Regions from separate parts of the Homo sapiens genome. Here all the other regions are linked to region 1. Evidence: chromatin loops called from intact Hi-C (ENCODE). Cell type or tissue: PC-3. All regions are shown on one strand. Region 1 holds the start of LOC124904859 (a long non-coding RNA gene). Region 2 overlaps PDYN-AS1 (PDYN antisense RNA 1). Region 3 has its middle 110 kb from the start of SIRPG. Region 4 overlaps PDYN-AS1 (PDYN antisense RNA 1). Region 5 overlaps SIRPA (signal regulatory protein alpha). Region 6 has its middle 15 kb from the start of STK35.

Region 1 (5,000 bases):
TCCTTGCAGTGGGATGAGCCTGCATGGCACATGGGCCCTGGCTTGGGGAGGCAGGCCCTTTGGTGAACCGGCTCAGGATCATGGGCCGGGAAGCACTAAGCCTCTGGATACTGACTATCTCTTCAGACACCACCACATCCAACACCACGACAACCCGGCTTGGATCCTTACGGAGTGCTTCAGAGCACTGAACCAAAACCCCTGCACTGTGTATTGCACAAACCTCAGGCTCAAGCCTGCACATCTCTGCTTGCTGTCTGTGGGGGATGCTTCACAAACGAGTTCCCCTTTCTGGGTGTTATGAGAATTTTTCATGAGATATCTATCCTCCTTCTGTTTTTTTTTTTTTAATTATACTTTAAGTTCTAGGGTACATGTGCACAACGTGCAGGTTTGTTACATATGTATACATGCGCCATGTTGGTGTGCTGCACCCATTAACTTGTCATTTACATTAGGTATATATCTCCTAACGCTATCCCTCCCTGCTCCACCCACCCCACAACAGGCCCCGGTGTGTGATGTTCCCCTTCCTGTGACCAAGTGTTCTCATCGTTCAATTCCCACCTGAGTGAGAACATGCGGTGTTTGGTTTTTTGTCCTTGCGATAGTTTGCTGAGAATGATGGTTTCCAGCTTCATCCATGTCCCTACAAAAGACATGAACTCATCCTTTTTTATGGCTGCATAGTATTCCATGGTGTATATGTGCCACATTTTCTTAATCCAGTCTATCATTGATGGACACTTGGGTTGGTTCCAAGTCTTTGCTATTGTGAATAGTGCCGCAGTAAACATACGTGTTCATGTGTCTTTATAGCAGCATGATTCTCCTTCTGTTATTATTTGTATTATTCCACAGTTGAGGCCACTGAGACTCAGAGATGTTAAGTGACTTACTCAAGCTCACACAGCTGGAAAGGGCAGGGCTGAGATTCAAGGTTATTTATTCCAGTTATCTATTGCTGCATAACAAACCCATAACATAATGACTAACACAGGAACACATACTGTGTGCATAAATGTACAGTTTGGGTAGGGCTTGGCAGAGAGCTCATCTCTGCTCCTCTTGGCATTAGCTGGGCATGGAGTTTTCTGAAGGCTCATTCACCATGTGTTGGATGAGTGGTCTCGCTGTCCCCTGCAACCTTAGCTGAGTGCCTCTCCATAGGGTCTGGATTCCTTCCTCACAACATGCTACCTGTCTCCAGAGCCAGCATTCTCCCTCCCATCAAGGATTGAATGAGTCAAGAATAAAGCATTAAGCCAGGGGCAGTGTTTCACACCTGTACTTTGGGAGGCTAAGACAGGAGGATCGCTTGAGCCCGGGAGTTCGAGACCAGCCCAGGCAACATAATGAGACCCTGTCTCTAACAACAGCAACAGCAAAATAGCCACAGTGAGCTATGATTGCAAGGCAAGCAGGCAGGCAGGCAATCAGGCAGACAGGCAGGCAGGAAAGAAGGAAGGAAGGGAGGGAGGGAGGGAGGAAGGGCAGGCAAAGAGCTGTCTGGAACTGAAAAGTCCCCGTATAGGATCCAAGCAGAATGTTCTGTTCCTGAGCCCTGCAGGGCCCTGGTAAGCCTGGAGGTTAGGATGGAACCAGCTGTTTCCAGAACCTCCCTCCAAAAAAGAGGAGGATGGAGAAGGGACTGGCCCTGGAAGTCCTGAACTGGTCAGGTCAGGGAGCCAAACCGTAGAGGTTTCAGGCAGAAATGAGCCTTTCAAATGCCAGACTGCCCCTGATACAGCTGTTCCTCTTAGAAGTCTTGGTTCAGGCCAAGAACCAGGAGCTGCCCTGCTTCCGCCTCTCGCCCCCACTGTCAACAGTGCCACCTCCCAAATGTGCTGCGTCCACACACTTCCTCAGCCCCCATGGTCACACCGCAACTCTGGCCTGGACTGGTGCAGTAGCCTCCTCACTGTCACTGGCCCAATTCTAACACATTCCCACTCAGCAGCCAGAGATCTTTTGAAAGTGTAAATCAAACATCACATCGCATCACTTGGCTGTTCAAACATCTGAGGACTTCTTGTCCTTAGAATTAAATTCGAAGACAAGAAACAAAAACAGCCTGGGCACGGTGGCTCACACCTGTAATCCCAGCACGTTGGGAGGCCGAGGCAGGTGGATCACTGGAGATCAGGAGTTTGAGACCAGCGTGGCCAACATGATGAAACCCCGTCTCTACTAAAAATACAAAAAATTAGCCGGGCGTGATGGTGTGCTCCTGTAATCCCAGCTACTCGGGAGGCAGAGGCAGGAGAATCGCTTGAACCTGGGAGATGGAGGTTGCAGCAAGCCGAGATTGCACCACTGCACTCCAGCCTGGGTGACAGAGTGAGAGTCTGAAAGAGAGAGAGAGAGAGAAGAGAAAGAAGGAAGGAAGGAAGGAGAGAGAGAGAGAAAGAGAAAAGAAAGAAAGGAAGGAAGAAAGAAAGAAAGAGAAAAAGAAAGAAAGAAAGAAAGAAAAAGAAAAAGAAAGAAAGGAGAAAGGAGAAAGGAAAGAAAGAAATTAAAAAGAAAGAAAAGAGAATTAAATTCGAACTCTTCAAACTCAAACTCCTACAAGACAGCACTGCATCTCACCTTGCCCTCCCTGCTCCCTCTGCCTGGAACCATCTCCCACATTTATCTGTGCTTGGCTGGTTTCCTCTTGTCCTTCTGGTCTCAGTATGGAGGTTGCCTCCTTGGAGAGGTGCTCTGACCACGTGGTTCAAATCAGTCCCGACCCCCACCTTAGATCTTTATTATCTGGTGACATCACTTTATTTATTTATTTATTTATTTATTTATTTATTTATTTATTTATTTACTTGCTTTTTTCTTTGCTCCCCTCTACTGAGCTCTGGTCTCTTGAGCTGGTCCCAAGTATCAGAGTCAGGGCTTGGCACAGAGTAGACACACAATAAGCCGAGTGAGAGTCTAATGAACACACACACACCTCCCTTGGAGCGCTCTCACTCGTGTCCACTCAATCATATGCTGAGACCCTCTGCCACACTTGCAAACACAGACACACACTTCTCCACCCCTGGACACGTCCTGCGCGGGAGCTCCGAGATGCGTGAGCGCCTGTAACCAGGGATGCTGCCGCCCCCTCCTGGAAAGATTGGGAAAGTACAGCCAGAGTCTTTCTGGGAAACCACTCCAATGCTAACCTCAGGCTAATCCTAACTCCCCTTCCTTGCAGACAGCTGTCCCTGCCCAGGCAGGGTCTTCAGATCATTTCTGATATTTGGCCTAGGGCCTGGGCTGTATGTTCTTACCAGGTGCGGAGGAAGGAAGGAAGGAAGGGAGGGAGGGGAGGGGAGGGGAGGGGAGGAAACTGACGCAGGTAAGAGCATTCACCTCTTTCCCTCTCCAAGGCTCAGTTTCAGGATCATTGTCACAGGTCTGACACGAATCATGTGCAATAATTTTTTGTACATTCATAGGTTTGGAACACGGTATAAAGGGCCTTGAATGCCAGAATGAAGCCTTGGGTTTTATCCTGCAGTCGTTGGGAGCCACTAAGAGTTTCTGAGCAAGAGAGGGACAGGATCCGAACTGTGCTTTGGAAAGATGAACCAGCCGGTGTGCATTCATGCATTCACTCATTCGTTCATTCATTCATTCATCTGACCAAAATGTGCTTTAAACATCTTTTGCATGCCGGGCCCTGGGAATGCAGCAGTGACCAGAGGTGCTGTTGGACTTCATGGAGCTCATGGCCTCGAGTGACATGTGTGGGAGTGGACATTTGGACACAGAGGAGGCATCACCCCAGTCCTAGGCAAGGTGAGCCCTGGGGCAACATAAGGCTCACATAGGCGCCTTAGCTTCTGCCCTGTATGTAGACAGAGCAGGGTGGGAGTCAACTAAGCCACTGATTTAAGTACAGACCCTGGGACAGGGGCAAGCCTGTTGGTCCTCAGCTCCCATCCTAGGTCATGAGAGGCCAACTTGACCAACGCAGGAGGTGTATCTGTTCATTCCCCTCCCCAATCAAATAGATGCAAATAACATGCAAGAGGTCCGAATTTAAAGTATGTTAGTGTTAAATAAATGTATTATGGTCTGCCTGGCGCAATTATAGTCAAACTCAACATGTAGGATGTGACCCACATGAAATACTGAACCGATTTTAGTATCAGACAGCATACTCACTTTGGAGACGAGAAGAGGCAGAGGCCCAGGGACACACCATATGGAGAGATGCACACACGGGCAGGTGTTCATGAATTTACTGCATTCAGGAGGTGAGAAGAAAAAAGAGACAGATTTCATTTTCAGCTCTGGCTGGAGTTACGGTCCTTCCTTTGAAGGAACATGGATGAGGAGCTAGAAGTCCTAGGTACTAGTCCCCACCACAGCCACTTGGTAGCTGTGTCAATTCTAACTGGCCACTGTATTCTCATCTGTACAATGGGTCCAATGACAGGGAAGCATGAAGGAGACCATGGAGGTGTCTTAGGTTGGGATCTCCAGAAGTTGACCCTGAACCAAGGATTCCTGTGAAAATGACTTACTGTGTGTGAAGTATTTCCAGGAACAGCTAGAGGAAGGGGAAGCAGGCAGGGCCAGCAAGACCATGCCCCACCAGGTCTGTCCTGCAAAGGAGGTGGCATAAGTCATACCTCAGAGTTGGCCCATTTGGGGGGCAAGGGAGCTGGGGTATTCATACTCCTGTGCTCATTGGTAATTAGAGGGAGTAAATTCCCCTCTGGAGGACATACCTTTCCAGGCACTTCCAGCTCTCCATACGTACAGGCAAAGCTGGGTCGAGCAGGCTACGAACTGTCCTCTGAAAGACACAGGTGCTGGCTGCTGGGAGTGAGAGCATCCTGGGAGCTGCTGTACACAGTATGGGACCCAAGGGATGGTCTACTGTAGGACGGGAAGTGCTTTGTAAACTGTGAAGTGTGGTACTGGGATTGAGGAGGGTCCTCATCTGGGACTTCCTGCAGCTCACTGATCCGTCTCAGCCAAGTTGTCTTTCCTCGTGGGTCTATTTCTTC
Region 2 (5,000 bases), 210 kb before region 1:
AATAATGAGCAGGTGAATAAATAAATAAATGATCAAAAGAATGAATGAACAAGTGAATCAATGTTTGAGTGGATGAATGAATAAGTAAATAAGAAAATAAGTGACTGAGAGAATGGATGAATAAATAAGTCAGTAAACACTTTGCATAAAATAAAATAAAAAATAAATGGATTGGTGAATGAGCTGATAAACGAAAGTAGTTAGTAAAGAAATATCATTGGTCATCTGAGCCTCCCCACCCAGCAATATTTGTAGCCCTAATTTCTTCAGCCAGTTGTGGACGTGGCTGTATCCCCAGTGCTTATAACTGTATCTGGTGCATAGTAGGTATTCAATAAACATTTGATGAATAAATCAATGGATGAACGAGTGTCGGTAGATCCGTTGACCCAGTGCTGTGGCAAACACTGAGGTTGATATTAGGAGCCTGGTTTTTAATCCTAGCCCTTTGCTTTTCAATGATGTCACTTTGAGCTCAGCCCCTTTCTTCTCTGAGCCTGTTTCTCTATCTGTAAAATGGAAAAATTGCCTTTATTTGTCAAGGCTAAGGTAAAGATGTGATTGTTACCAGAAAGGGGTCCTGATCTAGACCTCAAGAGGGGGTTCTTGGACCTCGCACAGGAAAGAATTCAGAGGAAGTTCATAAAGTGGAAGCGAGTTTATTAGGAAAGTAAAGCACACACAGAGCAGTGGCGTGGGTTGCTCAACTGAGTATACTTACAGTTATTTCTTGATTACCTGCTGAACAAGGGGTGGATTATTCATGAGTGCTCCAGGAAAGGGGTGGGCAATTTCCAGAACTGAGGGTTCCTCCCTGCTTTAGACCATATAGGGTAACTTCCTGACATTACCATGACATTTGTAAATTGTCATGGGTGCTGGTGGGAGTGTCTTTTAGCATGTTAATGCATTATAATTAGCGCATAATGAGCAGTGAGGATGACCAGAGGTCACTTTCATCACCATCTTGGTTTCAGTGGGTTTTGGCTCTTTTTTTTTTGTTTTAACCACATCCCGTTTTATCAGCAGGGTCTTTGTGACCTGTATCTTGTGATACTAGTCCTGCCAACCTTCTATCTCATCCTGTGACTAAGATTGTCTGACCTCCTGGGAATGCAGCCCATTAGGTCTCAGCCTTATTTTACCCAGCCCCTATTCAAGATGGAGTCACTCCTGTTTCAATGTCCCTGACAGAATAATAAGAGCCACATGGAAAAAATAAGGGCTCGACAAGTATTCATTCACTCCAGTCCCCCCATTCTTTTCGTACTACCTGAAATCCCTCCTGGGTTTTTTTAAAATTATAAAGCCCATACTATGTCTCTTCTCTTACAGAAGCGCACTTTCTCATTTGCACATCTGAGCAGCTGAATTTCACGCATAGCACCTCCCGGGGTTTGGTCAAAGGAGACAAAGACTCTCTCCTTTGACACAAACTAGTCTGTCTCCTCTGAGTCCTCCACTTGACTAGGCAGCCTCTCTGTCCTTGTAGACTCCAGCTGGAGCAAGAATCCTGCTAAATCAGTTTAGCAAAAATCCCCACTCTTGGTGTCCGACCATTGTGGATATCTGATCAGCTTGGCCTGCCTTCAGCAATAATCCTCTCACGTTAGTTTAGCCAGAAAATCCCTGAGGTTTCCTCTTAGTAATTTTCCATCCGTGGACCCCCGCTCTGCTCCTTGGTTATAAATTCTCACTTGTCCCTGTTGGAGTCAGAACTGAGCCCCATCTCTCTTCCCACTATGAGACCCCACTGCAGCGATCCCTATACCCATCGCCAGGGGACCTTGAATTGGCCTCACCACCTTCAGCGAGTGCCACGAATAACGTTTTCTTTAAGAGTTCTAGGCTCATGAAAAGCTCTTCCTCTCAGACGTTCCCACCTTAGTTGAGAGCTCTCCACATTTATAGTTTACTATTTTTGCTTTGATCATCATCATCATCATTACTGAAAATTTCCCCCAGAGCTTCAGGCAGAGCTGGGTAGACAAAATACTTCCGGCCTGTTTTTATCTTCGTTTTTAATTTTAAATGGAGAAAACATGGGATGGGTGGAGGAAGCAAAAGTGCTTTCTACTCGAGTGAGGTTTAAATTTCTGAACGCCACTATCCAAGCTCACTCTCCACTGGTTCCGATGAGAGCTGGGGCAAACAGGATTTCCCTTTCTTTGCAGTGAGGAAATTGCCTAATCATTTGCAGGCTAAGAGGAAAGACCGCACTGCAGAACAACTTATTTTAATAGGAAGCACCAAGACTTCTTATCTTAATGCTGACGACCGCCCGTTTATATTAGATGATCCCCTGAGCGTCTCTCCTTTTGTCTCCTTGAGTTTGAACCCTTAAGACCACGTGGACGGTGGGGAAATCCTCCCTCAACGTGCATGGCTCATCTCGCCACGAGGGGGCGCTCCCAGATCAGAGACACGCGGCTGCCGCCCACCCACCTCGCGGCCGCCACCTCCTGTGCGTGCATCATCTTCGCGCACCTGCCCAGAGGGCGGGGCCGGGGGGTCTCCTGCCCCATTAAGACTCCCTGAAGTCCAGGTGCAGCCCTGAAGGCTAGAGCAAGGTCACTACCGAGGAACAAGATGTCCTGTGAGACGTCCCGGGATCTCTGTGAAAACTCTGGACCTCTGGGAAGTCAATGGGGACTGCACTGAGGGCCTACTGTGTGCCAGGGCTTTATGTAACCCAAGTTATTCACTCCACAAACACTGAGGGCCTGCAGAGGTGGCTGTCCAAGAAGGGAAGGAAGCTGAGGGTGAAGGAGGGAGCCTGACCCTCAGACCAGTTTCCCTGGCAGCCAGCAGAGCATTCTGCAGCATGCTGCCAAGCAAGAAAGTGGTCTCAGCTGTGCACTAGCTTCAGCCTGCTCCTAGGGGAGCTCTGGAGTGGGAGCTGCACTACCACGAGGTGAGTGACTGGTCTTTTATGCCCCTAGATCTGGAGTGGGGAGGGGTATGACAGCCAGAATCAGGGGCCTAGATGTGGCTCCCATAGCATCCACCCCAAATGTCAGCAATGATTGTTTTCAGATTGTGGTTACGTTGAGGATCCGTCCCTTAGGCAGAGAGCATGGAGGTGGCTCTCAGAGACACCCTCTCTTCCAGGGCTCCCCAGGGCTCCTCAGTGTCAGCCCCAACTCTTTCATGAGAGTGTGCTAGGACCTCCTTCTCCAAAAGAAAATCTCCAGTGAAGATCAATGTGTAACCTTGGGAGGTTGAGATGAGAGAGATGATGAGATGATATGGTGGGGATGCTTTAGGAGTTCCCAAGGCCTGCTGGTGCTCTCTGCATACTCACCTGTGCCCAAACTGAACCAAGCTCATTCTCGACGCTTTTCCTCTTTCTCTCTCCCAATCCAGTCAGGTGCCTTGTCCTGCCGATTCCATACCCTTAATGTTCCCTACCCAGACTGGCAGTTACTGTGTAGTTAGCAGACAAGCAAGGACTTTGGGGGTTACCCTAAAACCCCAACTTAGCTCTTGAGTGAATCCGGGAATGTCAGTGTGGAAGGGATTTTTTGGATGCAGAAAAGGTTTCTTGCAAGTACTTGTTACTTAATATTCAATGTAATACAGTAGCTTAAAAAAAAAACCCTAGTCATTCTTAAGCCTTTAAGTTCAATTTACAAAACTTATTATTCGATTTCTATGCAGTCAGTTTCAAGGGGCTTTTGATTAATGGTCAATCGACTCATACTCGGTTAAATGATTCATACCATTTGCAAACTTGGTTAATTAAATTATCTTCAACATTTTACACAGGACTTACTAATTTAACGTATTCAATTTCCTTTTTTAAACACTTTCATTGCCTGACCTGACAAGCAAAACTTTCCAAAGTACTTAAACCACTTTGGAAAATCTAATTTAAAAACTTATACAACAGTGAATCTCAAGATCTCTTATACATTCTGGAGTCATTTATAAATTTAGTATAAAAAGATTCATGTGCTTCTCAACGGAAGAATCACAAGTCTAAACTCAATTACATATTTTAAATAGGAGTCACAAGGCTAATTTGTTCATACTCTAATATGCAAAAAAAACCTCTTCAAAGTTGTGAATACTTTAAATACCAACTACACAATAATATAGGCTTGACTTCTAAACCTTTGTGGGGTTAAAAGATATCTGCCCAGTGATGGAAAAGTTCCCCATTTTAAGGTAATTGGGGTGACATCTTTCAGTACATTGTACTACCTCAGGGGCAAAGGTTTCATATTGTGGCAGAAACTGCTGGATCTCTAATATCCGTGCTCCCCTGCCTCCTTAGAAATAGAACCTCAGACTCTAAATGGGCCAATTGGCTACCTAGAATAAAGATGGCATTTCCCAGCCTCCTTGTATCTGAGTGTGGCCATGTGACTCAGATCTGGCCAGTGAGATAAGCAGAAATGTTACATAGCAACTTCCAGAAAGGACAGCTGACGCGTATGTCCTTTCCCCCTCTTTTTTATTTGTTCCTCCATCTTGCCACCTGGACCATAGATGTTGATATAGTTTGGATATTTGCCCCTGTCCACATTTCATGTTGAGTTGTAATCCCCAATGCTGGAGATGGGGCCTGGTGGGAGGTGTTTGGATCATAAGGGCGGATCCCTTGTGTGTGTCTTGGGCCATCCCCTTGGTGGTGAGCGAGCTCTCGCTCTGAGTTCACAGGAGATCTGGTCATTGAAAAGTGTGTGTGGCACCTCCCTCGACCCCTGTCTCTCTCTCTCTTGCTCCTGCTTTCATTATGTGACGTGCCTGCTCCTCTTTCACGTTCCACCAGGATTGTAAGCTTCCTGAGGCCTCCCTAGAAGCCGAGCTGATGCCAGCACTATGCTTCCTGTACGGCCCGCAGAACCATAAGCCAATTAAACTGCTTTCTTTATAAATTACCCAGTATCAGGTATTCTTTGTAGCAATGCAAGAACAGCCTAACACAGGTGGAGTGGTCAGATTCCAGTCACTGTCTTGGACCTGGAGGTCCAGGGTCCCCCTTTAGGGCTGGT
Region 3 (5,000 bases), 410 kb before region 1:
AGCTACGGAGGTGCTCCCAGCCATCAGTCAATTCATTAAGACACAAAAAGACATCTCTTTGGAGAGTCTAAGGATTTTAGGGGTTGTTTGGCAGGAAACAGGGTTGAAGACCAAATATATATTTCACAATATCACAATGGGTGAAAGACATAAAGAGACATTTTATCAACAAGGATATATAGATAGAAAATAAACACATAAAAGATGCTTACATCGCTAACCATCAGGAAAATGCAAATTAAGATCATAATGAGATATTATTACTATGTACCTAATAGAACAGTTATAGTAAAACATAGTGACAATATCAAATGCTGGCTAGGATGCGGGGAAACTGAATATCTAATACATTGAAAATGGGAATGTAAAATAATACACCCACTCTATAAAACTGGTTGTCAACTTCTTAAAAAGAACTAAGCATACACTCACTATACTACATGAACCAGCAATTGCCCTCCCATGCATTTGTCCCAGAAAAATGAAAACTTATGTACACACAAAAAACCGTGCACAAATGTTTGTAGCAGATTTATTTGTAACAGCAAAACACTGGAAACAACCAGTGTAAGACAAACTTGTCTTACAAGTGAATGGCTAAACAAACAGTATGCATCCATACAATAAAATAACACTCAGCAATAAAAAAATAAATTATTTATATATGCAACAACTTGTAAGGATCTCAAAGGCATTATGTTGAGTGAAAAATCAAACTCAAAATGTTACATACTGTATGATCCCATTTATATAACATTGTCAAAATTACAGAGATATAGAAGAGGTTAGCATTTGCCAGAGACTTAGTATGGTGAGGGTGGGTGTCACTATAATGAGGTAGCACCAGGGAGACCTTTATGGTTATGGAATTGTCTGTATTTTGACTATAGTGGTGATTACACAAACATACACAGGAGAGACTGAACATAAGCAAAAGCTAGGAATATTACCAGACCCAGCTGGAAATAATGTTCAGCCGGGTGGGGAGGTTCATGTCTGTAATCCCAGCACTTTGGGAGGCTGAGGTGGGTGGATCAATTGAGGTCAGGAGTTCGAGACCAGCCTGGCCAACATGGTGAAACTCTGTCTCTACTAAAAATACAAAAATTAGCCAGCCGTGGTGGTGCACACCTGTAATTCCAGCTACTAGGGAGGCTGAGGCAGGAGAATTGCTTGAACCCAGGGGGCAGAGATTGCAGTGAGCCAAAATTGCACCATTGCACGCTAGCCTGGGCGACAGAGTGAGACCCCATCTCAAAAAAAAAAAAAAAAAAAGAAAGTAAGAATATTCAAACACTTATTACAATATAGACATCGACTCTTAAATTATCCCAAATTATGATATAATCATATTCAGTTGATGGGGAATAGAAAGTGTTCACGTGTGGCATTAAGTCAGCAATGGTGGAGCATTATATTACCATCTGTAATTGTGGGAAGTCAAAAGTAACGCCTAATACTGAAAAATGAAGAAGTGGCAATATGAACATGTTATATGAGATATGGCAGTAAAAGTCTAAGATAATCTATTAAAAATTGAGAATAGTTGCTTCTGGGAGATAGAATATGGTTGGATGTTAGGGAGACTCCAATTTTTATATGTAAAACTTATATAACTATTTATTTGACTCTTAGTGTGTACATGTAACTTTGAGAAAGATAAACACTAATTTAGATCATTACACGAATGTTATAGGAGTTACACACAAAGGCCAGGTGGGGTGGCTTACACCTGTAATCCCAGCACTTTGGGAGGTGAGGATGGTGGATCACTAGAGGTCAGGAGTTTGAGACCAGCCTGGTCAACACAGTGGAACCCTGTCTCCTGGCATGGTGGCATGCGCCTGTAATCCCAACTACTTGGGAGGCTGAGACAGGAGAATCGCTTGAGCCTGGGAGGCAGAGGTTGCAGTGAGCCAAGATCACACCACTGCACTCCAGCCTGGGCAACAAAGTGAGACTCCATCTTAAAAAAAAAAAAAAAAAAAAAAAAAAAAAAAAAAGTTATATATAAAAAGAATATCCATACTATTAGCACTAGTAAGAGAATTTCATAAGCTTTCCAGCTCTAAGATTGATGTTCAAAACTCAATTGCAATCCTATTCAGTAGTCAACAACCACTGAAAAAAGTAATAATAAATTTTAAAGATTCCATAAACTAGAATATATTAAAGGCGTCTCTAACTAACGATGCAAAAGACCATTATAGAGAAAAAAACTGTAAAATTGTAAACTGAACTTCATAAAAGAAAACCTAAATAAATAGAGGTATACCATGCCCATAAATGGGAAGTCTCAATACTGGAAAAATGTAAATGTCTCCAAAATAATATATGAATTCCATGGAATCAATTAATAAATCTAAAAGGATTTTTCATGAAAGTTGATAAAGTGAGTCTAAAATGCATTTAAGCCAAGAATAGTCACAACAATTTTGGATAAGAAAAGGTGAGATGACTTGCCCAAAAGATATCAAAACTTACTGTGGAGCTATGCTAGGCCAGGCACAAGCATACCTCGGAGATATTGCAGGGGAATGTTGTGGCTAGTTTGATCATCTCTCGAGACCACTAAAATTTTCTCCTTATCAGCAATAAGACTGTGTTGCTTTCTTATCAGTCATGTGCTCACTGGAGTAGTATTTTTAATCTCCTTCAAAAACTTTTCCTTGGCATTCACAGCTGGCTGAGTGTCTGGTGCAAGAAGCCTAGCTTTCAGCCTGTCTCAGCTTTGGGCAAGCCTTTTTTTACTAAGCTTCATCATTTCTAGATTTGATTTAAAGTGAGCGATTTGCAACTCTCGCTTTCACTTGAGCACTTAGAGGCCGTTGCAGGGTTATTAATTGGCCTAATTTCAGGCCAATGCCTCTCCCTGTGCCTCAGGCTAAGTAGGGAGGCCTGAGGAGAGGGAGCAAGACGGGGGAACGGCCAGTAGGTGGAGCAGTCAGAACACACAAGACATTTTCCATCAAGTGTGCTGTTTCATAAGGACACGGTTCGCGGAGCCACAAGACCATTACACTAATCACAGATCCTCAGATCAGATATAATAATTATTAAAATTTGAAATATTGCAAGAATTACCAAAATGTGACAGAGACACGGAGTGGGCACATGCTGTTGGAAACATGGCACCAATAGACTTGCTCAATGCAGGGTTGCCACAAACCGTCAATTTGTGAAAAACGCAGTGTCTGTGAAGTGCAATAAAGTGAAGCACAATTTAATTTGCCTGTATTGACAGAGAGCTAGACAAGTAGATCAGTGGAACACAGAGCTCATCGAAGGAACCACAGATCTATAGACACTCGCTATATAGCAAAGCTGGCAGTGGATATCAGGGGGTGCTGGATAATTAATCCTTCCAGAGAAAAGATAAGATTCCTATCATCTATAAAAAAATAAGATTCCTACCATCTATAATGCATACACACACGTGTGCACACACACCAGCAGAAAAATATAACAAGATGTGATGGTGTGCGCCTGTAATCCCAGCTCTTTGGGAGGCTGAGGCAGGAGAATTACTAGAACCTGGGAGGCGGAGGTTGCAGTGAACCTAGATCGTGCCACTGCACCCCAGCCTGGGCGATGGAGTGAGACTCCGTCTCTGTCTCAGCCAGTGTCCAGAAGAGCTTTTCCCAAGTTTTCTTCTTTTTATAGTTCCAGATCTTACATTTAAGTCTTAAAAAGATAAATTTAATAAAAGTGCACAAGGTTTATATTAAAAACAAAGCTGTTTGTAAATGACATAAAAGACAACATGAAAAAATATAAAAATATACAGTGATCCTGAAAAAGAAGCCCCAATATTTATACCACTGTATGTATAATATAGGAATACTCTGGCTGTGTACATCCAATTCCCTCTCCCAGCCTTTGTGCCATTGTATCAGGTATTATATGATATTAATGCGTTATTATCATAATATCCACACTGCGTTATTATTTTTAGCTTTAAACATTCACTTATCATCTATAGATTTTGTTTAAATGTCTTTTAAATTTATGCATCTATTTACTTTTTCTGTTCTTCATTCTTGTGTATGGATCCAGATTTACATCTGGTGTCATTTTCTTTGTGCCTGAAGGGTGTCCACTAGTATTTCTTATAATTCAAGTCTGCTGGTGATGATTTCTTTTGCTTTTGTTTGATTTTAAAATACATTAATATCGGAATAGAAGAAAGGAAAACTCCTTAACTCTTTAACTTCCTAAAAGGTATCTATTTAAAAAATGCAATAAACATTCAAAAATATTATATATATATGTGTATATATATATATGTGTATATATATATGTGTATATATATATGTGTATATATATGTGTATATATGTGTATATATATGTGTATATAATATGTGTATATATATGTGTATATATATGTGTATATATATGTGTATATATATGTGTATATATATGTGTATACATATATGTGTATATATATGTGTATACATATATGTGTATATATATGTGTATACATATATGTGTATATATATGTGTATATATATATGTGTATATATATGTGTATATATATATGTGTATATATATGTGTGTGTGTATATATATATATATATATATATATATATATATATATATAGCGAGATGAAAGGGATAAATGGAAAGAGTAAAACTTAAGCAACAATTGGAAATTTTTTTTGTGTAACAAAAGCTCCCAAATCATACCAATACTGCAGCTTTGTGCACCAAGCTAGAGGAACAAGGCAGACTCTCCCACACATGCCCAGGGAAACAAATAAAAGAATGTTTGTTGCAAAGTTGTACTAGCAAAACACTGAATGAAGCTTCAAAATCTGTCTTGAGAAGAATTGATAAATTGTGGCATATTCTTACAATAGAAGACCACAGAACAGTGGAAAATTAATAAAATGTAGCTCCATATATCAACAGAAATAAACCTCACAAACTGTGTTAAGCATAAAAAATAAAGTTCCAGATTGCTGTGTACAGTGTCAAAGCATCTATATAATGTTAAAATA
Region 4 (5,000 bases), 170 kb before region 1:
GTAAGTGGGAGGGAATATCAGACAACTGCAGAGTGCAGATTATCATTTAAATAAAATCCCCATGGGGCTCGCTGGCAGCATTAAAATTGCTCCTGCCTCTGTGGTGCTGTCACAGAACAGCCTCTCTCCTTTATTCTGCTTTACCATAGAAAGAGGCAGTGTGGTGCAGTGGAAATACCCCAGGGCTGAATCCTAGGATTCAAGTCTGATCCATCATCTCTGGGCTGTGTATAACTAACTAGGCAATTCACTTACCTCTCTGAGTAATGATGTTTTTATCAATAGAATACAGTGATTAGGAGCAATGAAGGGCTCCAGAGCCAGACTGCCTGGCTGGGCCCTGGACTAGCTGTGTGATCTTTGGCAAGTTGCTTAATCTCTCTGGGCTTCAATTTTCTTATCAGTGAAGTGGAGTAATAACTTCACTTTCCTCATAGGGTTGTTGCAAGTATGATATTAATACATGTAAATGCTTATCACAGTGCCTACTATATACTCAATGATCAATACATGATAGCAGGTGCAGCAGTAACTGTCATTTTGTGTTTCTCATATTCCAGACACCCTGCTTTGTCCTCCTCAAGACCTACAGGATCTCGTCTTCATGTCCCCTATTGTCTAATCTACTCCACTCATACTGGCTCCCTTTCTGGTCCTTGGATATGCCATCTTGTTCCCACCTCAGGGTGTTTGCTCTTGTTGTTGCTTCTAGTCGGAATGCTGCCCTCCCCTAATATTTTCATGTTTTATTATCTCAATTCATTCACATCTGTGCTCAAATGAAACCTCCTCAAAGAGGCCTCCAATGATCACCTTATCTAAAAGAGAACCTTATCTATCATCATCTATCCTCTTGCTTGGAATTATGCTACACATTTGTGTACTTGTTTATTCTTTTTCTCATCCACTAGAATGTAAGTTTCAGGAAGCCAGAAATCTTGTCTTTCTTGTACTTGACTGTATATCTATAACTCCTATAACAGTTCCAGGCCATGGAAGCACTCAACAAATATTTATAGAATGCATGAATAAGTAAAAATATTATCACATTAAATATGGGTCAAAATGAAACACTCACTCAGCTTCAGCCTGTTAATCCCAGACAGATCTCTTTTGGGCTACTATATACCACATATATGACTCTGCCATATACATCTGAGTATCTGAGTCAGAACTTCCACAGCCAGTTCTGACTCAGAGCTGCCTACATTCTTGGGTGACAGACATGGATGAAAGCAGCTGGAGAAGGCATCGATGACTGCTGCCTTTTCCTTGCCCAGGAAGAGTCTAGAGAAAGAATCCACCACTTTTGCAGAACACTTTAAAATAGGGCTTTATGGGGCTGTGGACTCCCAGTACCCCTTCTCCCCCACCCACCCCCATTGTAGACATGATCATCCTGCATCACCTATCTGCCCAGTGTTTCCAGCTAGCAAGAAATGCCAAGTGGGGACATCTGGAAAAAGGAATATTAGCTTTGGATTCCAAGAGATGGCAAAATGAAGATGTCACTAATAGTCAGTGAAAAGCTGGCTCATTCTTCCTCTCTTTATTCACTTCCCCTGGGCTCCATTTTCTGCCTCAGCACCTGCGCCGCCTCATGCTCGGTAGCAGGAATTTGCTTTTCAGCACCACGGACAGCGATTGGCTGGCAGCCGGGGAGGCGAGGAAGCCAGAACGTGGGACATTCATGCAACCAAACAAATATTTACTGAGCACATCCTGGGGGCAGGCATACTGAAGAATACAGAGATTTATGTGGTCTTGACCTTTAAATCACTTAATCTCTTCGAGTCATCAATATTCCTAAACTGATACAGCTGGGGCAAGGCCCCGAGCCTCCTGATACTTGGAAAGTGTGGAGAATCAAAGGGAAAATGTTTCCCTTCTCAACAGTTGTTAAATTTATGCTGTGTATTTGCATATGTTATCTAATACTCTCATTAGACTGTCACCCTAAAAACAAACAAAAAAGCAGAAAACAGGTACTGCAATGTTGTATTCACCATTATACCGCAAGTACCCAGCACGGTGCCTGGCCCATAGTAGACACTCAATAGGTTTTTAATAAATGTGTGGATGAATGAATCCTCACAAAATCCTATTTTACCCATTTTTATTTTACCCCTATTTCATAGATGAGAAAACTGGGTCTCTGAGAACTCCCTTCTCGTGACAGCTATTAAGCGGCAGAGCTTAGGTTTGAATCCAGGACCTCCTAATTTCATGCTGTGCTGTCAAGCAGAGCCACTTAACTATGCGCTGGGCACTCTCGGAGCCTAGAAAAGGTGCCAGCTTGGGAGAGGCTGATTCTAACAATAGCACTGACTCACTATTCAACCTTGAGGGAATCATGTTTTTCTTTCTGGCCTCAACTTTGCCATATGTAAAATGGAAAAGGAGATTGTGTGGCTAATGGGTCCCCTCCCCACCCCACAAATGGCTTATAAGGGGCTCCCCGGAAGGCTTGGATCATGCGTTTGTTGCAGCTGGACCACGCGACCAGCAGGGGGCGCTATAAAATGAATTAAAACATCCTTCCCTTGCCTCCGCAGGGCGTCAAATGAGAAGCGTATTGATATCCCAGCAGACCTCAATATCCTTTTTCATCTTCCCGCTATAACCAGAATATGTGCGCAAGCAGTGCAGGAGCTCTTCTTTTTAGAGTGCAAAAAATGAACTTCAACCCCTCTCGAGAAGTGAGTAAAGAGGCAGCCCTAGGACACAGAGACAGTGCAGTGAGGCTGCCGTGACTTATCGCCCAGGAACCCACTGATTGAGTAACTTTGGACAAAGCCTCGAGCAAAGATAACTGTTTAAGTGGCTGCGGCAGCGGAAAAATCAGTTTGGCTGATTGATGTCCTGGGTTTCTTGTTAGTGGGTGGCTTCCAGCCATGGCTCTGCCTCAGCTCCCAGAATTACTCCAATAAGTGATTTGCTCATCCCTAACTCTTCTGAGGGGGTGGGGAGAGGGAGCTGAATCAGCCTTCTCACAACCCTGACTGGGATTTAATAGGGGACTAGTGGGCATTGGTGCACTGGGGGCAATGTGGGGAGAGGAGCAGATTTGTCAGGCTTGGCAAAAATATCTGGCTCCTGCCTGTGGGTGTGGAGGGGAAAATAAAGTCAGAAAAGAAGCGATTGCAGAGTGAATGTCTTTCAATTATTTGAAAAGAATGCAAATCAAATGTGTCACGAAGGCTGTTTCTGTAATCAAATCCTAGTCATTGAAATCTAGATTGACCAAAGTGGGTCTCCAGATTGAAGAGCAGTAACGGGGGAGCTTGGGAGATTTTTGTCAGGGAGCCCTACTCAGTGTAGGAGTCACCCGGGATCATCAGAAGGGAGCAGGCTCTGCAATTAACCAGACCTTGATTCAATCGTGGCTCTACTATTGACTGTCTGCAAGGCCTGGATCTAGTTGCTTAATCTTTCTGAAACTCAGCTTCTTCATTTGTAAGATGGGAGAATACTAATAATATATCTACTCTTTCAGCTCTCTATTCTTGCATATTAAACCACATTAACACTTCGTGGGATAACAAAGCAATCATTCGATTATGCTCACAGAGTCTTAGATCAGAAATTTAGACAGGATATAACAGGTATGGCTGTGTCTGCTGCATGATGTCTGGGGTCTCAGACTGGAAAACTCAAATAGGTGGGGGTTGGAATAACCTGAGACTTTTTCACATGGTCCCAGGCAGTGTTGCCTCAAAGGCTGGGTTCAGCTACAATGCCTTACCTTGGCCTCTCCAGCAGGATTCTAAAAGCTAGTGTTCCAGTGAACAGGCAGAAGTTGCATGACCTTTTATGACCTAGCTTTGCAAGTCACATAGTGTCACTTCCTTCGCACTCTGTTGGTCAAAACCATCACAAGGCCACTCAGATTGAGAGGAGGGGACATAGACCCCATCTCTAAGTGGAAGGAGTGTCAATTTACAGCCAAGTTTGAAAACTACCACACCTACCATGCATGGGTATTATTATAATTAAATGCCAGCAGCTACTCCTGTTCCCTCAGAGGATCAAACAGTTCTTGGTGAGAGCTTTTCATCATTCTTAGATAAAATCTATAAATTCTTACCATGGCCTATAAGGCCTGGCATGGTCTGGGCCCGATTTCTTCTCTAGCTTCTTTCTGCCCATCTCATCTCTCAAATGCTTTGCCATTTGCCTTCCTTCAGCAACTAAAAGGCATCATGCTCCTTCCCAACTGCCAAGTCCCTTTGCTCTGCTGCTACCTCTGCCTGGAACACTCCTTGCGCATTTCATAGCCTGGCAAAAATTATGTATACCTAGGCCACTGCTTCAGGGAAATCCTTTCCAATTCTCCAGACCTATGTCAGGACCCCCCTTACATGCTGTTAGAGAACCCAATACTTTTACATCATAGCACTAACCACAATCACTATGTAATTATTTAACTAACAGCCCTCCTTTGCTCCATGCTCAACCTGACCACCATCATGTCGACTAACAGACAGGGACCCCTGTCTGTCTTGTGTTTTCAGCACTTAGCACAGAGTAGGTGCTCATTAAATATTTGCTGAATAAAGAGTGAACGGATGATTAGGCCACCAAGGCTTTATGTTTGGGCTGGAATCACATTTGCTAATAGTAATTAGCTCACATTGATCAGATACCTGGTTGGCTTTGATGTCATCATAGGGCTTACTGGTATTCCAGGGAGAAGTTTTTGGTATTGAAATGAGGCCTCCTGGGGTATCCTTTTGAGGGCTGTTCTTCTGGAGAGGCCACAATAGCTCCCATCTCAGCTGTTACACTCAGTACTCCCTGCGACAGCAGAGAATGTAGAAGATGTCTATCTGAACCCTGTAAGGTGCAGTAAGAATTTTGGTGTACTAATTCATCTGAGCCCAGCTTCTTTTCATCCAAGTGGTGCCAACAACACCAAAAGCATTAAATAAATAATTAAACCATAGAATTGTACACGCTCAACACACTCTGTGTGCTAGGCACTGTGCCAGGCAGTAAAA
Region 5 (5,000 bases), 270 kb before region 1:
GCAGGATGCCTGCTTGGCCCCAGGTAGGCCTTGAGACCTCTGAGTCACCCCCCAGGCCGACCTCAGATAAACTCCCATTCATTTCTTCTCTCTGGCCTGGAGGAGGCCAAGCCAAGTTGCAGTTCAGGCTCTGGGGAGCAGCGGGGCCCCCCAGTGAACCTCTCACCGTTTGGTAGAGGGTGGCACTCTGGGGGCTCCTCTGTACTTTCCTAAATGGTAAAGTTAATCTCACTTCCTCTTTCGTAAGAAGAGAAAACGGGGCGGGAGTGCTTTGGCTCAACACATCAGGCTGTTGGAAGTTCCTTTAAAGCCATAGTTTTCTCTGAGTACTTTCTGGCCTTTACCAACCCCTCGGAAACTCACGGTAATTCACGTCTGTACTTGCAGTCATGCAGCACCTATGCAGTGCTGGTGTGAACCATGTGTTGAGAGAAGGGAGGAAAACCAACATTCATTAGATAGTTAATGGCGTTCCAGGCCGGATGCTGCTCCTGCGTCGTCTCACCCGCAAGACATGGATTGGCTCTTCTCCCCATTCTGCAGATGCAGAAAATCGAGTCCCAAACTGGGGAACTAACTTATAAGTGATAGAGAGGAGCCAGGATTTTGGATGCTGGCCTTCCTGCTGGGTGGCTTCTAGGGAAGAAGCTCAATGACTTAATCAGGATGATTTAGTCCAAGCTGGAGAGGGAGTGAGAGAGGCCCCTTTCTGGCCTTGGGTGGAGGACTGTAGAAGAGTTCTTTCTCTGGGCAGAAGGTTTTGATGAAGTCACAGGCATTTCTCTGAAAGCCTGCTGAGGGTGGAAATACTGACAGCCCCTTGGTCCTCACCAGTAACAACACATGAGAGGTGATGTGGCTCCTGTGAGAGCCCCCCATCTGGGCTGCTGAGCTCTGGAGCCCCCAGAGCTGGAATATTCCTCCCTGCATCTTCCTGGTGCCCTTTGCGACAGATGGAGAGGGGGTGTGCGAGAGGAAGGGAGTCTAAAAGTGTTGTACGGATCCCACACGCGCTCGCTTGCTGCTTCCAATGGCTCCGTGCGACAGGTTATTTTCTTATTTGTAGTCTTGGACTGACGGAAGGTTTCCCCCCTCTCTCTCTCTTTTTAAATGTGCTCAGATTTCTGGCCTGTCAACACAACTCAGATCATGTCACTCCCCAGCTCAAAACTGTTGAGTGGGTCCAAGTTTTCTTTAAAAAAAAAAAACAAAAAAACACAAAGCTGCCGTGAGGCCTGGGCTTCCTCCCTGCCAGGCCTGATTTCCAGCCACATGTTTTCCAACAAGCTGACCTGTTGAGATGCTGCAGGATAACCAGGCTTCCTCCCTGCAGACCAGAGCTTTGCTGGCTACTCAGCCACACGAGCACCCCAAAGACCCTGAGAAGCCCTGCAATGTAGAATCCCGAGCTGGGTCACATTTACTCCAGTGTTCCCTGAACTTATGAACGAGAGGCATTTGATTTGTAGTATGCCCGTTAGCATGTGGCCTCTCTCCGTTTGGTAAACGGTTTTCTACAGATCCATGCCCTCAGCTGAACTCTCAGCTCTGTGCCTTGGCCCGTGCTGTTCCTGCCATCAGAAATGCCCTCCCTGTACCTCCTTGTCTTCCTGTGTCTGAATCCTACTCATCCTCCGAGGTTCAATTTAATGTGCCTCCTGGGGAGAGGTCAGAGGAGCCTCTCCACGCAGACACACACCCTGGCCTAGCGCTAAGATGGTGCTAAGACCCCTGGGTGTTGATCTGAGCCCTGCTACTGACTTGGACAATTTGCAGGAATCTGTGTCTCATTTTGCTCATCTGTAAAAGAGGAATGGTATTAACCACTCTATTGCAAGGATTAAGTTAATTAATGCGTGTATAATGCTGGAAGCCATGCCTTGTATGTAGTAAGCACTCAATACATATTAACCAGTGTTGTAATTAGCATGGCTTTATTCTGGTTTGATTCCTCTTTTTTAACAATTGGGACGGATTTTCATAAAACATCTAACACAGTTGCTTACACATAGGGGGTACTTAAAAAACAGCAAAGGCTGTTCAGTGAACAAATGTCCTTCAGCTTGATATTTTCCTTGTAGCTTTTTTTTTTTCTTTTTTTTTTTTTTGAGATGGAGTTTCACTCTTGTTGCCCAGGCTGGAGTGCAATGGCGTGATCTCGGCTCAACGCAACCTCCGCCTCCTGGGTTCAAGCGATTCTCCTGCCTCAGCCTCCCGAGTAGCTGGGATTACAGGGATGCGCCACCATGCCTGGCTGATTTTGTATTTTTAGTAGAGACAAGGTTTCTCCGTGTTGGTCAGGCTGGTCTCGAACTCCTGACCCCAGGTGATCCACCTCCCAAAGTGCTGGGATTACAGGCTGAGCCACCGCACCACCCAGCTGTCCTTGTAGCTTTTATGCTGTTGGGGGATGGACAAGTTGAGTAGAAACCCAGGCTAGAGTGATTTAATTGCCTGTTACTAGGGACTGAGTGCTGTGGGCACAGCCTGCCTCTAGGTGTCTCTATCTGGATCCACAGGTCTGCAGTTGTGGATTCCCGGACCTGCAAAGCAGTAGGGGGCCTGAGAGAGCCCTCTGTGCTTTCATCCAGTGCCTTATGGTGCGGCCAGAAGAACAGAGAGAAAAAAACTGGCCGGGCCCACGCGGGAGATCCATGGCAAGGCCCGGCTGGAACGCCAAGCCTCCTGTGGTCCAGGCCAAGGCTTTTAAAAACTGGGCTGTGCTGGAACTTTCCACTGTTTCAGCCAGAAATCTGACAGGATCCCGAATTCCCCGGGAAAACACTAAAGTAATACTAATAGGAACCATCTGGGTTCTCTGCTTCCTGGGCTCAGCACTTGGTGTGTGTGACCCTGGTGGTACTCACAGCCACCTGGCGATGCACGTCGTTATCTTCGGACCCGTTGGATCTGTGAGGAAACTGAGGCTCTGAATGGTGAAGCAGCTTGCCCAAGGCCACACCGTAAGCGCCAGATGTGGATAACCACTGTCGGCCTAATCACAGAGCCTATGTGGTTAACTGTTGTGCCATTCCTTAGCCGTCACTGAGGCTTGCTTGACAGGTAGGGAAACTGAGGCCCAGTTGTGCTGGCACCCTGCTCCCTTAGTGCTCCTCTCATTTTTGTTTTTGTTTTTTCTTCCTTTCTTTCTTTCTTTTTTTTTTTTTTTTTTTTTTTTTGAGACGGAGTCTTGCTCTGTCGCCCAGGCTGGAGTGCAGTGGTGCGACCTCGGCTCACTGCAGCCTCTGCCTCCTGGGTCCAAGCAATTCTCCTATCTCAGCCTCCCCAGTAGCTAGGACTACAGGCGCACACCGTCACGCCCAGCTAATTTTTGTGTTTTTAGTAGAGACTGGGTTTCACCATATTGATCAGGCTGGTCTCAAACTCCTGACCTCAGGTGATCCTCCCGCCTCGGCCTCCCAAAGTGCTGGGATTACAGGCGTGAGCCACTGCACCCGGCCTCCTCTCGTATTTCTATCAGTGCACCTTCCTATGAGGTGGGGGCAGTGTGTGTCCCCAAGGTGTGTCCCTGTCCCCATACTAGAGAAGGAAGCATCTATTTTCACAGCTGAAACTGCTTTCCTGTTAACTGCTGGTGTTCCTGGGATGGGTATTCTGATGAAGCCCTCCACGAGATGGATTTTCCCTGCCAGGTGTCTTGCCAGGCCCTCAGTCCAGAGAGATGCAAAACAGCTGAGGTGGAAGTCGGAAATGCTGCAGAATTGGTTCTTTGTGTCTGTAAGATTTCCTGGCACATTCGTTCGGGGGCGCAGGGTGTTAGATGGCTGCAGATTAGCGCCAAGAGCCCAAGGAGATCAGGTGCTCGGATCAGGAGGGAAATTGGAAGCCGGGAGTGAGCGATGGGCCTCCCAGCCAGGAGGGACGGCTGGAGCAGGTGGGCGGTGATACCAGCGCCGTTTCTACAGCTCCATTCTTCAGGCCGACCGTCGGTGTTCTCCAGAAATGGAAGCCCGTGGTGGAAGGAAATACTAGGTACACGATGTGCTCGGCACAGGCTGAGCCTTGAACATGTGTTAGCTCTTCCTTATCTTTTTATTTTGGAAAATTTCAAACATATGCAAAATGAGAAGGAATGATGTAATGAGCCTCAGCTTTGACACTGATCAACTCTATACCATGCTTGTCCCCTGCCCCTATTTTTGCTAGGGAGAGGAGAATCGGGGAGTATATAAAGCAAGTGCTAAACATGGGGTATCATTTCACCCACCGATACTCTCTCCACATCCCTTCATGTGAGCTGTTACCTGACCCTCACCACGAGCCAAACAGTATGGCCCTTCATCCCCACTTTACAGATAAGGCAACTGAGGCTTCCCAAGGCCAAGTGGGGCTCATCCTTAGGCCACACAGCCAGTGAGAGGTAAAGCCAGGCTCCACTCCTCACTTTACCCTTAACCACTTTGCAGTCATTATTAGGGTCATTTTAATTGTAAATATTCATTCAACAAATATTTTTGAGCACCTACTATGTGCCAGGGATGGCTCTAGGTGCTTGGAGGATACAAATGTGAACAAGACAGACAAAAACACCTGCTCTCGTGCAGCAGACATTCTAGTGAGGAAGAGAAAAACACACCCAAGTAAACAAATGATGCCAGGTAGCTGGGGAGAAAAGCAGGAGGAGGGAAGGGAGAAGGTTAGTCAGGACAGAGGGAGGGCCGCTCTAAGGAGCAGAGGCCTCAAGAAAATGTACAATTAAGGCCAGGTGCGGTGGCTCACGCCTATAATCCCAGCACTTTGGGAGGCTGAGGTGGGCAGATCACCTGAGGTCAGGAGTTTGAGACCAGCCTGGCCAACATGGCGAAATCCCATCTCCACTAAAAATACAAAAATTAGCCGGGCATGGTGGCGTGCGCCTGGAATCCCAGCTACTCTGGAGGCTGCGGCAGGAGAATCGCTTGACCCCAGGAGGCAGAGGTTGCAGTGAGCCGAGATTGCACCACTGCACTCCCGCCTGGGTGACAGAGCAAGACTCTGTC
Region 6 (5,000 bases), 85 kb before region 1:
GGCAGTTTCTTCCAAAATTAAACATGTGCTTACCACACATGCAATTGTATTTGGGCATTTATCCCAGAGAAATGAAAACTCATATCCACATATGAATGTTCATACCAACTTTATTCATAATACCGAGAAATCAAAAATATCAAATATTCTTCCACAGGTGAATGATTAAACAGATGGTGTTACATGGCTACCATGGAATGCTATGCAGCCACGGAAAGGAATGAACTATTGATACATGCAACAACATGGATGGTCTGAAGGGAACTATGCTGAGTGAAAAAAAAGACAATCTCAAAAAAAGTTACATATTGTGTTATTCTACTTACATGGCATTCTTGGAATGACAAAATGAGAGAGAGAGAGCACACAGGGATTAAGGATGAGGGAAGGAAGAAGGTGGCTGTGGCTACAAAAGGGTAGCATGAGGGATCCTCGTGATGAAACTGTTCTGTATCTTGACTGTGGTGGTGGTGCCACAAATCTACACGTAATAAAGTTGCATAGAATTAAATACACACACGCACACACACGTGAGTGCATGCCACACATGACATCTGGATAAGGCGGGTGGATTGCATCAGTGCCAGTTTTCTGGCTGTAATATTGCACTAAAGTTATGCAAGATTTTACATAATAACAGCAACCACTGGTAAGAATGCAGAGAATTATGAGAATGGAGAGAACAGATCACTCATAAATTGCTGGTAGGCATGTAAAATGGTACAGCCACTGTATTTGGGTGAAGGGTATAAAGGATCTCTGTATTATTTCTTACAACTGCACATGAGTCTACAATAATCTTAAAATTAAAAGTTTTTTAAAGTATTGAGTACTCCAAAGAGATTTGTATATCGATATGTACTGTACCAGAAATTAACAGACATTTTAAAAGTATTTATTAGTCTATTTTTAAGGCAATAATAAATCCATTACATGCTAATATAAACAAAACATTTTTTGTGAAATATGAGTATATTTTTCAAAAAACATAGTGTGAAGAGTGACATTGCCTTATATTTCTGTAAACCTCTTTAATGTCTGGCTTCATGGACAACTGGATTCTCATGTCTGCTTCTCTATTATGATGTGTTGATAATCACACATCATGTAGCCTCTGCAGGGTTTTCTGGAGGTACGCAGTTGGCCCTTGACCAACACAGATTTGAACTGGGCAGGTCCACTTAGACACGGATTTGTTTCAACCAAACGCAGACTGAAAGTACAGTATTCTCAGGATGTGAAAACAGCATGTATAGAGGGCTTTGGTTTACAGGAGTTCCACAGGGCTGACTGCGGGACTTGTGTATGTCCTGATTTGGGTATTTTCAGGGGTTCTGGAACCAATCCCCTGTGTATACAGAGGGATGACTGTATGAATCTGGGCTCGATTCTGGGGTAAAACCCTCTGTATACTTGTGAAAGAAGGAGAGTGAAAAAGGCAAATAATGCCTCGGTGTTATTATGAGAATAGTTTTAACCTCATGGATGCTTTAAAGGGTCTCAGGGTCCCCCAGGTAACCCCGATCGCATTTGGTGATGATTTGTCCATGCGTGCTCTGGCCCTTACAAGTGAGTTGGGGCAAGGAGAGCATCTTTTCAACTTTGTATTCCAAGTGCCTTGTACAGTGCCTGGCACTCAGAGAGGGAGAGAGAGGGCGAGGGAGTGAGAGAGAGAGCATGCGCCAATCTGGTTGACAGCATATTGCTTTAGACTTCTAGTTCTGAGTCAGAGTAAAAGTCAGAGCGTTCTGATATAGCTTGGTCTCATGGAACAAACACTATTCTAAGAAACCAGTTTCATGCTCCTGGGGCATGAAACATGGGGCTGCAGTGATGGAGTGGCCTTTAAAAAGGGTCACAGTTTCTCACAAGTCTTGACCTTGAGGCCATTCAGACCAAGCACGGAGAGAAAGGGGCTTAGCGGGTTATGCAGACGTATAATAAATGATTTCCTCCTAATTTACTACCTTCCTCGTAACTCCCGACTCCTGTCCGTCCCCAAAGCACCCATTAGGGGCCAGTCTCAGTCCACTTGGTCCACAGCTGCTCTGGGAAGTGGAAAAGAATTTCAGGCCACAATTTCAGATTATGAATTGATTCTCAGTTCTCATCCAAAGTACTCATCAAAGCACAATTTAGCCAGGAGCATAGAAAAACGCAGATGCTGACTTGAAATTGCCCCTGAAAAATGTCTGTTGGTATCTACTGTGTGGCAGACACTGAGTCAGAACTGTGGGAATATTCCAAGATGACCCAGCTTGGCCCCTGCCTCGAAGAGCTCCCGATCTCATGGTGAAATGATTTGACTACAGCTGGCCAGCAACAAGGACTCTAAAGTGGAATGAGCAACCAGTGAAGAGAAATCAACTCTTCTAGGATCGGGGAAAGGAAGTTTGCATTTGATTTTGTTTTTGAAAGGAAGAGAGGGATGTGGCCAGTAGAGGGAGGACAGTGTACGGGAAGGTATTGTATTAGGGAAGATAGTTAATTGCTTTGACATAGATCTAAAGTCACAGTGGTCAAATAAAATAGGTTTCTGTCTTTTATAACAGTCCAGGCTTATGTATTCTATGGCTCCCACAGTGACCCCACAGCATGAAGAACCCAGACTCCTTCCTTCCTGATGCTCCACCACACCTGAGCCCCAGTCCTCATCTGTTTGCATGGTCCAAAGCCATCATATCTGTGTTCCAGCCAGTGCAAATAGGGAAAGGGGATAGCAGGCATACTCTTCCCTCCTAAGAGCACATTTCAGCAGTTGCACGTTTTACTCCTGCTCTTGCCCCATTGGCCAGAACACAGTTAAAAGGGAGATTGGGAAATACAGTTTTTAAATGACGGCCTCTGTTGCTGTAGAAAAAATTGGGAGACAACTAGAGGTTTCTGCTCCAAGCACAGGGATGAGGAAGTGGAGGGGGGTTTTAGAAGGAGCCAGTAGCTAAGTATGTTTAAAAATTGTTGGAGGAAGGAAATACAGTAAGAAAGGTAGGTTGGGGCCACAGTTGCCCCAGACTGTGGGGCTACAGACTTTATTCTGTAAATCAGTGGTTCCAAACTTAAGTATGTATCAGTATCACCTGGAGGACTTGTTAAAACCCACATTACTAGGCCTCACCCCCAGAGTGTCTGGTTTCATAGGTCTTAGGAGGGGCCTGAAAATACGCATTTCTTTCTTTTTTCTTTTTTTTTTTTTTTTGACAGTCTTGCTCTGTCGCCAGGCTGGAGTGCAGTGGCATAATCTCGGCTCACTGCAACCTCCGCCTCCTGGGTTCAAGCAATTCTCGTGCCTCAGCCTCCTGAGTAGCTGGGACCATAGGTGCGCACCACCACACCCAGCTATTTTTTTGTATTTTTAGTAGAGACAGGGTTTCACCATGTTGGCCGGGATGGTCTCGATCTCCTGACCTCAAGACCAGCCCACCTCAGCCTCCCAAAGTGCCGGGATTACAGGCGTGAGCTACAGCGCCCAGCCAAAAATACACATTTCTAACCAGTTCCCAGGTGCTGCTGGTCCAGGAACTTTGAGAAATGTGGAGCCACAGAAAGTTCTGAAGAGAGAAATGGCATCTGTATTTCAGGAAGTTGTCTGTTATAGTAGAGAACAAGCCGTACTGAAGCTTCTCAGAGCACCAGAGCTTCACACCTTCTTGATCCTTCATGTTCCTGAGAAATTGCACTCAAGAAAAACAGGGATGATAAAGAGCCTGCAAAGCAAGTTCATAGAATTTCCAACTGCCCAGGGCTCAAGGATTACTCCCCACTTCCTGGCAGGGCTAATGGCATCAGCCTCAACTATCATTTCTTTGCTTTGTGTGCAGAAGCCTGGATATGGGTGGTGTGGGGCAACTCCCTTTCCTCCCTGCACCCGGGTTTCTCCATCAATAATAATAATGAGAATCATTTACCTGTCTTAGGTGCCAAAAATGATCAGATGACACAGATCAAAAAGTTAGACAATGTCCCAAGACTGTGGAGACTCCAGCACTTGCCTACACTGTGGAGAGTGAATTGGCATGGCCTCTAGAAAGCAATTTGATAATCAAACCAGAATTAAGATGCTCATAACCTTTGACCTAATAGTTCTATTTCTAGGAATGGAGCCTATAGATACACTCATGTTTATTTGCAAAAGACAAAGTTGTTCAGTGCCCATAATTTTTACTGGAAAGAGATAGGAAACAACCTAAATGGCATCCATAGAGGGCTGGTTAAACAAACCCTGGTGCATCCAAAAATGGAACAATAGACCAGGCTTTAAAAATATTAAGTTAGAGCTACATGAGCCCATTTAGAATATATACATCTTAGAGCACATCTCTGGAAGGATTTAGAGAGATAGTTTGCCTTCGAGGATAGGAATTGGAATGGAGGTCCGGGATGAGAAGGAAACTTCCTTCTCACTCTAACCTTCTGTTTACTTGTTTGATTTTTTCTACTCCAAGTATGCAGTACTTGCTTAAATACATAAACACACAGGTAGTGCCAGGTGCCTTCCATGCTTTATCTCACTAAATCTTCAGAATAACCTAGAAGGGAAGCACTCTTATTATTCCCAAGGCACAAGGAGGTTAAATCATTTTGGGGAGGGGCTGCAGGAGAGAGGGGAGAGAAGGAGACTTGATTTGTAGGGCTGCCCATTTCCATAGTGTGAATACTCTCACTGTGACTGATTTCAAGCTCCCAGCATGATGTCACTGAACAGAGTTGGAAAGAGAAGCTCACAGTCAGCTCTCAGAAGCACAGAAGAGCCAACTCCAGCACACACACCACTGTAGGGAACCTTGCACCTGTAAAGAAGGCACCATTGTCTCTTTCCACTTCATTCCTGAAAGAGTTGGTTTCCAAGAACAAAAGAAACGCAAGCAAATACATCACTTCAGGACCTAAAAGCAACTTTCCCGATCCTTATAAGTACTGGGGACTTCAGCTATAGTGTAAACAACACGCATTGTGTTGCAATGGATTTGAAACAGAAACCCAGAAATTAAAATTAAGCATCT

The links. Peaks named below come from ENCODE experiments on the same cell type or tissue, not always from the same donor. Only the 100,000 strongest peaks of a DNase experiment are listed, where the experiment ranks them.
Region 2: it touches region 1 in a loop (13-fold over the local background); 99 of 110 quality-filtered maps call a loop at or near these places.
Region 3: it touches region 1 in a loop (8-fold over the local background); 68 of 110 quality-filtered maps call a loop at or near these places.
Region 4: it touches region 1 in a loop (5-fold over the local background); 35 of 110 quality-filtered maps call a loop at or near these places.
Region 5: it touches region 1 in a loop (8-fold over the local background); 7 of 110 quality-filtered maps call a loop at or near these places.
Region 6: it touches region 1 in a loop (10-fold over the local background); 54 of 110 quality-filtered maps call a loop at or near these places.

The regions. Positions count from the first base shown.
Region 1 is chr20:2,169,631-2,174,630 of GRCh38, forward strand. It overlaps LOC124904859 (a long non-coding RNA gene), which reads left to right and starts at 3,545. Exons shown (of 2, transcript XR_007067500.1): 1 at 3,545-3,780. In PC-3, a CTCF peak has its summit at 3,080 (motif pointing left); a DNase peak (open chromatin) is centred at 3,101; H3K27me3 peaks cover 2,005 bases.
Region 2 is chr20:1,963,430-1,968,429 of GRCh38, forward strand. PDYN-AS1 (PDYN antisense RNA 1) reads left to right here. Exons shown (of 4, transcript NR_134520.1): 3 at 2,175-2,914. Among named protein-coding and RNA genes, the nearest start is that of PDYN-AS1, 19 kb to the left of the region's middle. RefSeq lists an enhancer at 1,133-1,683. In PC-3, CTCF peaks have their summits at 2,397 (motif pointing right) and 2,631; a DNase peak (open chromatin) is centred at 2,382; H3K27me3 peaks cover 2,079 bases.
Region 3 is chr20:1,761,688-1,766,687 of GRCh38, forward strand. No RefSeq gene overlaps it. Among named protein-coding and RNA genes, the nearest start is that of SIRPG, 110 kb to the left of the region's middle. In PC-3, CTCF peaks have their summits at 2,919 (motif pointing right) and 3,122; a DNase peak (open chromatin) is centred at 2,924; H3K27ac peaks cover 1,330 bases.
Region 4 is chr20:2,004,377-2,009,376 of GRCh38, forward strand. PDYN-AS1 (PDYN antisense RNA 1) reads left to right here. Exons shown (of 4, transcript NR_134520.1): 4 at 2,556-3,141. Among named protein-coding and RNA genes, the nearest start is that of PDYN, 13 kb to the left of the region's middle. RefSeq lists a silencer at 1,547-1,841. In PC-3, a CTCF peak has its summit at 2,502 (motif pointing right); a DNase peak (open chromatin) is centred at 1,645; H3K27me3 peaks cover 1,105 bases.
Region 5 is chr20:1,898,010-1,903,009 of GRCh38, forward strand. All of the region lies in intron 1 of SIRPA (signal regulatory protein alpha), which reads left to right. Among named protein-coding and RNA genes, the nearest start is that of SIRPA, 5.1 kb to the left of the region's middle. RefSeq lists enhancers at 2,184-2,753, 2,563-2,612, 3,850-4,349. In PC-3, CTCF peaks have their summits at 2,506 (motif pointing right) and 2,706; a DNase peak (open chromatin) is centred at 2,492.
Region 6 is chr20:2,084,355-2,089,354 of GRCh38, forward strand. No RefSeq gene overlaps it. Among named protein-coding and RNA genes, the nearest start is that of STK35, 15 kb to the right of the region's middle. In PC-3, CTCF peaks have their summits at 2,420 (motif pointing right) and 2,620; no DNase peak of the experiment used is centred here; H3K27me3 peaks cover 4,584 bases.